2 separate regions of the Mus musculus genome follow, and region 1 is linked to region 2. A link is a loop called in an ENCODE intact Hi-C map of the cell type or tissue named here. Cell type or tissue: left cerebral cortex. All regions are shown on one strand.

Evidence for each region. Hi-C counts contacts between places; a loop is a spot of excess contacts. Peaks named below come from ENCODE experiments on the same cell type or tissue, not always from the same donor. Only the 100,000 strongest peaks of a DNase experiment are listed, where the experiment ranks them.
Region 1: a loop joins it to region 2, with 3 times the contacts of the local background. A loop is called at or near these places in 9 of 42 quality-filtered maps.

What each region holds. Positions count from the first base shown.
Region 1 is chr4:107,891,323-107,893,822 of GRCm38, reverse strand. It overlaps Czib (CXXC motif containing zinc binding protein), which reads right to left. Exons shown (of 8, transcript NM_001347160.1): 3 at 2,302-2,358; 4 at 1,787-1,868; 5 at 1,570-1,601; 6 at 412-489. Among named protein-coding and RNA genes, the nearest start is that of Czib, 2.7 kb to the right of the region's middle. In left cerebral cortex, a CTCF peak has its summit at 993 (motif pointing left); a DNase peak (open chromatin) is centred at 899.
Region 2 is chr4:108,326,172-108,328,671 of GRCm38, reverse strand. It overlaps Coa7 (cytochrome c oxidase assembly factor 7), which reads right to left and starts at 520. Exons shown (of 3, transcript NM_027250.4): 1 at 382-520. The coding sequence starts at 487. In left cerebral cortex, a CTCF peak has its summit at 1,512 (motif pointing right); DNase peaks (open chromatin) are centred at 531 and 1,381; H3K4me3 peaks cover 1,429 bases; H3K27ac peaks cover 1,787 bases.

The DNA of each region.
Region 1 (2,500 bases), 430 kb after region 2:
CTTTTCTAACTTACCCCACAGATTTACTGTGAGTAAAAATGTACAAACAAGAGGATGAGCACTGACTATAAGATTCAGACAGACCTGGGTTCAAATCCAGCCCCTGCTTACTAACGGACTCTGGCACACTACAGTCTCTGAAGTTCCCTTGTCTAAAGACTAGGATGAATCACTGTTTAGGTTACAGTGAGGATGAAATGAAGTAGCACAGAAAGGTGATGGGCATGGAACACAGCACACAGTAGGCATTTCATACGTGACAGTTACTATTCATAGACTTCCTGATTTGTGTTGTAGCTCAGTGCTAGAACAAGAAGGGAAAAGCAAGATGGAGAATTCCTATTTCAGTCTCTGTAAGAAGCAAAGTTCGCTTGCTTCATCCCCACCCCAGAGAGCCTTAAAGCCACATACCTGGGGCTGGAAGTCAACTGGTTCAAGGCCCCGGCACTCAAACTCCACTATCGTCTTGAACTTCTCATTGTCTTCAGCCTGGAAAGGAAGTGTATTGAGGAGGCAGGACCAATGGAGACCACCTCCTCCAATGCCCTCTGCCCTTTCTACCTTGTGGGCCCTAACTACACCACTGAGCCTAGAACAGGACCCAGAACAAGTTAGCCCTTTATAAAAACAAAACGCCTGTCTTGGGTACTGCTCCAGAGAGGACCTCTGTAGACACAGGTTGTGCAGAAGAGTGAGGATCCTTGGTCAACCTTCCTGCATGTCAGCAGAGCAGAGGAAACCCGGCCTACTTACTGTAAGGATCTGAATCATGCACTGAGAGCCAAGCACTGGGTCAATGAATGGTAAGTGACCAAGAAGACAAGAATGCTAAGTTACAAGGGCTCTAGACCGTCCACATGGTCCCAGTAAGCACACCATGGCCTTTGGATAACCAGCCACCATGTCAGGCTGGAGAGATGGCTCAGAGGTTCAATTTCCAGTGGTTGTTAGAGATGGTAGCTCATAACTATCTATAATGAGATCTGGTGCCCTCTTCTGGCCTATAGGCATACATGCAGGCAAAATGCTGTATACATAGAAACCCTGTCTCAAAAAACCAAATAAACAAACAAACAAACAAACAAACAAACAAAACAGAAACCAAACATCCACCATGTCATGAGGAAGGCTGGGTGTATGGAGAGCGCACCTCTTGGGAGGTGGATAGCCAGGAGCCCTGCCTACCTCACCCCTGGGCTCAGACTGCCCAGACTGTCATCCTGTGTACTTTTAGGAGGAAACTGCAGTATTACCCAGTGGATGATGTGGATATGGTGGACAAAAGATACGGAGCAAGTGAGCACTGAGTTGGTGCATGAGAGAGTAAATACGCAGGAGACGTGGTGTCAAGTACCTGGCCTCTCAGCATTCAGGAGGCTGAAACAGGAGTATGAGTTTGAGCCAAGCCTGGGCTACCTAGTGAGACCTAGTCTTAAGCAAAACAAAGAGTTAAATACATGGGACCATGTCCAGGGGCAGGCCACTCTGATGCAGCTACTCTCGACCCCACTCCTAGCCATCAGTTCAGATTTAATCCCACCATCCCTGACACTACAGCAGGAAACTTACGTTGTAAGCCTTGATGGTGCTGCTCAAAATGTCTGAAATATAAAAAGGAAAAGTTGACTTGAATCTCTACCCAGACTCCACTCAGGTGCCCAGACACAGCCTGGGAAAGAGAGAGACCTGCACAGGTTTTAGTATTTCACACCTAGGTCCACCCCTTGACAACACAAGCCTGCTTCCAGTCACCCTGGAAGAGCCTGGTAGGCAGCACCCGACCTACCAATAGAGTTTTCCCGTGCACATAGCTTGCACTTCTGGACCATGGAGGCACTGCCTCGGCCTCCTTTCAGCGCCACGCTGTCCTGACAAGAAGCAAACAGAATTTCTAGTCATGTAACAGCTAGACGTAAGGGTCCCAGAGAGATCTCATCCCACCACCTCATCCAGTGGAACAGACTAAGACCACAGAAGTGAGTCACTTGCTGACAAGTGACAAGAGGGTTGAGGAGAGCTCAGTAGTAGAGCATGCTCAGTAGAGTAGTAGTAGAGATATGCAAAGCCCTGGATTCAATCCCCTGGGTGGGGCAGAAGCCTAAGGAGTCTTCCCCTGGTTGAGAAAAAAAGTCCCTCTTGATTTTGAACTCTGCCTCAAAGATGTCTGTTGTTCCCTGCGAGGGTCACATTGGTGCTCTCTCAACACCTGCCGTGCCCCCCCCCCCAAGTGGCTAAAGGAAAGAAAGATGAAATCCAATTTCCCCAATTTTCTGCCCAGGAGCATGTGGTAGGGACCATTACCATCAGCCGGATGTATTGCCACTTCTCTGAAATCTCACCACAGTTGCCACATTTCATCTTGGGGAAGGAAAAGAGTATTATTAGTTGAGCAGGTAGCTTCCTTAGACACAGGGGAAGGGGAAGCACGGTGTAAGGCCAGCTCATAGCCTACTGCCTTCTCTTAATTTATCTTAGATGCACTCTCACTGTGTAGCCCAAA
Region 2 (2,500 bases):
AAGTGATCCTCCTTCCTCAGCCTCCCGAACGCTAGAATTACAGGTGCAAGATGCCAACCAATTCTGGCTCGCATTTACTACTAGCATATATTTCATTTATTTCCTGCATGTTAAATGATTCCCTCAAAGACATGTACACCGAGGTTCTACTTCACCCTCACACCTCCAGTCCTAGCACCCTAAACTTGACTACACAGCATCTAGCCTGAGGGCTCCGCCCTCCGCTGCAGGCCCCGCCCCCGATGCACTACAACTTCCCGCCCACAGGCCCGTAGTGACCCTGACCCGGTCCTTAGGCGTCCTCGGCCCGCCACGTGACCACGACTGCACCCCACGCTCGCTCCCCTCCCCTATGTCCCAGGCTGCGCAGTTGGCGCTCACCCTCCGGGTCCTTCTCGCGGTAGCATTGGTAGTGACACTCCACCTCCATGTTCTCCAGGAAGGACTTCACCTGCTCCTCGTCCTGGAAGTCAACCAAGCCCGCCATGATTCCGACTCCCACAAATCGCTTTGTGGCTCCACCCTCAGTTACGTGAGCCAGCCCAGGGGCGGGGCATGCCGGCGGCGTGCGTGACGTCAGCGCTCCTCAGTACGGGGGCGGGTTGGAAGGAAGGAGACGATTACCGCTTCCCATCATCCTTTGCGGTGGTAGCTCCCCACCCCCCCCACCCCTCCAGGCTTTTATTCTTCTTTTTGGACAGCCCTCTCCCAGGTTTCTGCGTCGGTTTATCTGAGGCCATACTGCCCCTTAATGGTTTTCTCCCTGTAGTCTGGATCAGCCAGACATTCTTCAGTTCCGGTTCTAAAGCCGACACAGCCGGGAGCTCAGGTCCCAGCCTTACCAAAGCTTACAGCGTTGGGCTGCAGCTCACCACCAAGTACTCTGAAGCATCGTAAAACAGAACTTGAAATCTATTCCGAAAGCATTCGTTCATTTGGGTGGCAAGCATTTTGAATACCTTGTGTGTCCCAAATATGGCCGGAAAAACCGAAATAAATAAATCTGTGCAATTGCCACGGGATGCCCTTATCTCTATATTCTTTGTAGACCCATCAAAATCATCCATATTAATATGACTGCGAGTTATGATTAGAACACATCAGTGGTCGGGATTATAGTGACAACATGGTCACTATAATAGTTTTAGAACAGCAGCATGGCGGATTGAAGCCAAGGAACACTATGAAGTCATATGATGCAACAGATCTTACCGAAGAGGTTTATTGGGGCAAGGAGAAAGGGAAAGGCCGATTGGGAATGGACTCATGGTTTTAAAAGCAGTTCCATGACACATCTTTCACAGGATAGCACAAGCTCTGCGTTACTCCAGAGCCTCTGGCTAAAACTGACTTTTATGTATGGCTTCTCCTGTTTTTCCTTTGATAGAATCTCACTTTGAGACAATCCTCCCCCCTCAGCCTACTGAGTACTGTTGCAGATACAAGCTCCCACATCCACCTATCCGTGTTCTTTTTATCTTGTTTATATCTGTAATCACTAGAGGGAGCCCTTAGAATACATGGTCCAGGATGAGAAGGCCTGACCTTTACTTTGGAGCCTCCCTCCTTAACCTACTCCTACTGGATACATCTAGAAGCTTACTTGCTTTGTTCTGTATAACTGAGACAGGCTGACTCCATGACAGGCTTCACATTGGCAGTTCAGGAGACTAGACATAAATCTCTGTTTCCAAGAACTGAGCAAGCCCAGGCCTCAGAAGAGGCCACACCACCTGGCCTCCAGGAGTTCCAGGATAGCTTGGAAAACAGTAAGCCATTATTAAAAAAAAATAATAATAATATTTAGGCTGAAGAAGTAGCTCATCTGTTGGAGAACTTGCCTGGTCCCTTGGGTTCAGTCTTCATCATGTCCTAAAACAGGCATGGTGCAATCCTAGCACTTGTTGAGGTAGAGGCAAGGGGGGTCAGGGTTCAAGGTCATTCTCAGTTGCATACCAAGTTCTAGGCCAGCCAGAGAAACTTCTTCTCTTCTCTTCTCTTCTCTTCTCTTCTCTTCTCTTCTCTTCCCTTCCCTTCCCTTCCCTTCCCTTCCCTTCCCTCCCCTCCCCTCCCCTCTCCTCCCCTCCCCTCCCCTCCCCTCCTGTCCCCTCTTCTCTTCTTATCCTTTCTTCTTCTTCTTCTTCTTCTTCTTCTTCTTCTTCTTCTTCTTCTTCTTCTTCTTCTTCTTCTTCTTCTCTCTCTCTCTCTCTCTCTCTCTCTCTCTCTCATTTTCCAGACAGGGTTTCTCCGTAGTCCGGCTGTCCCAGAACTCACTCTGTAGCCCAGGCTTTCCTTGAACGCAGAAATCTGCCTATCTGCCTATCCGCCTGCCTCTGCATCTGAATGCTGGGATAAAGGTATGTATCACCATGCCTAGTTGAGACCCTTGTGTTCAAAATTAATTTCAGTCAGGCATAGTGGCATATGTTTATATTCAGGTGGCTGGGACAGGAAGATAGTTGTGTGTTAAAGGCCAACCTGGGCTACATAACAAGATTGC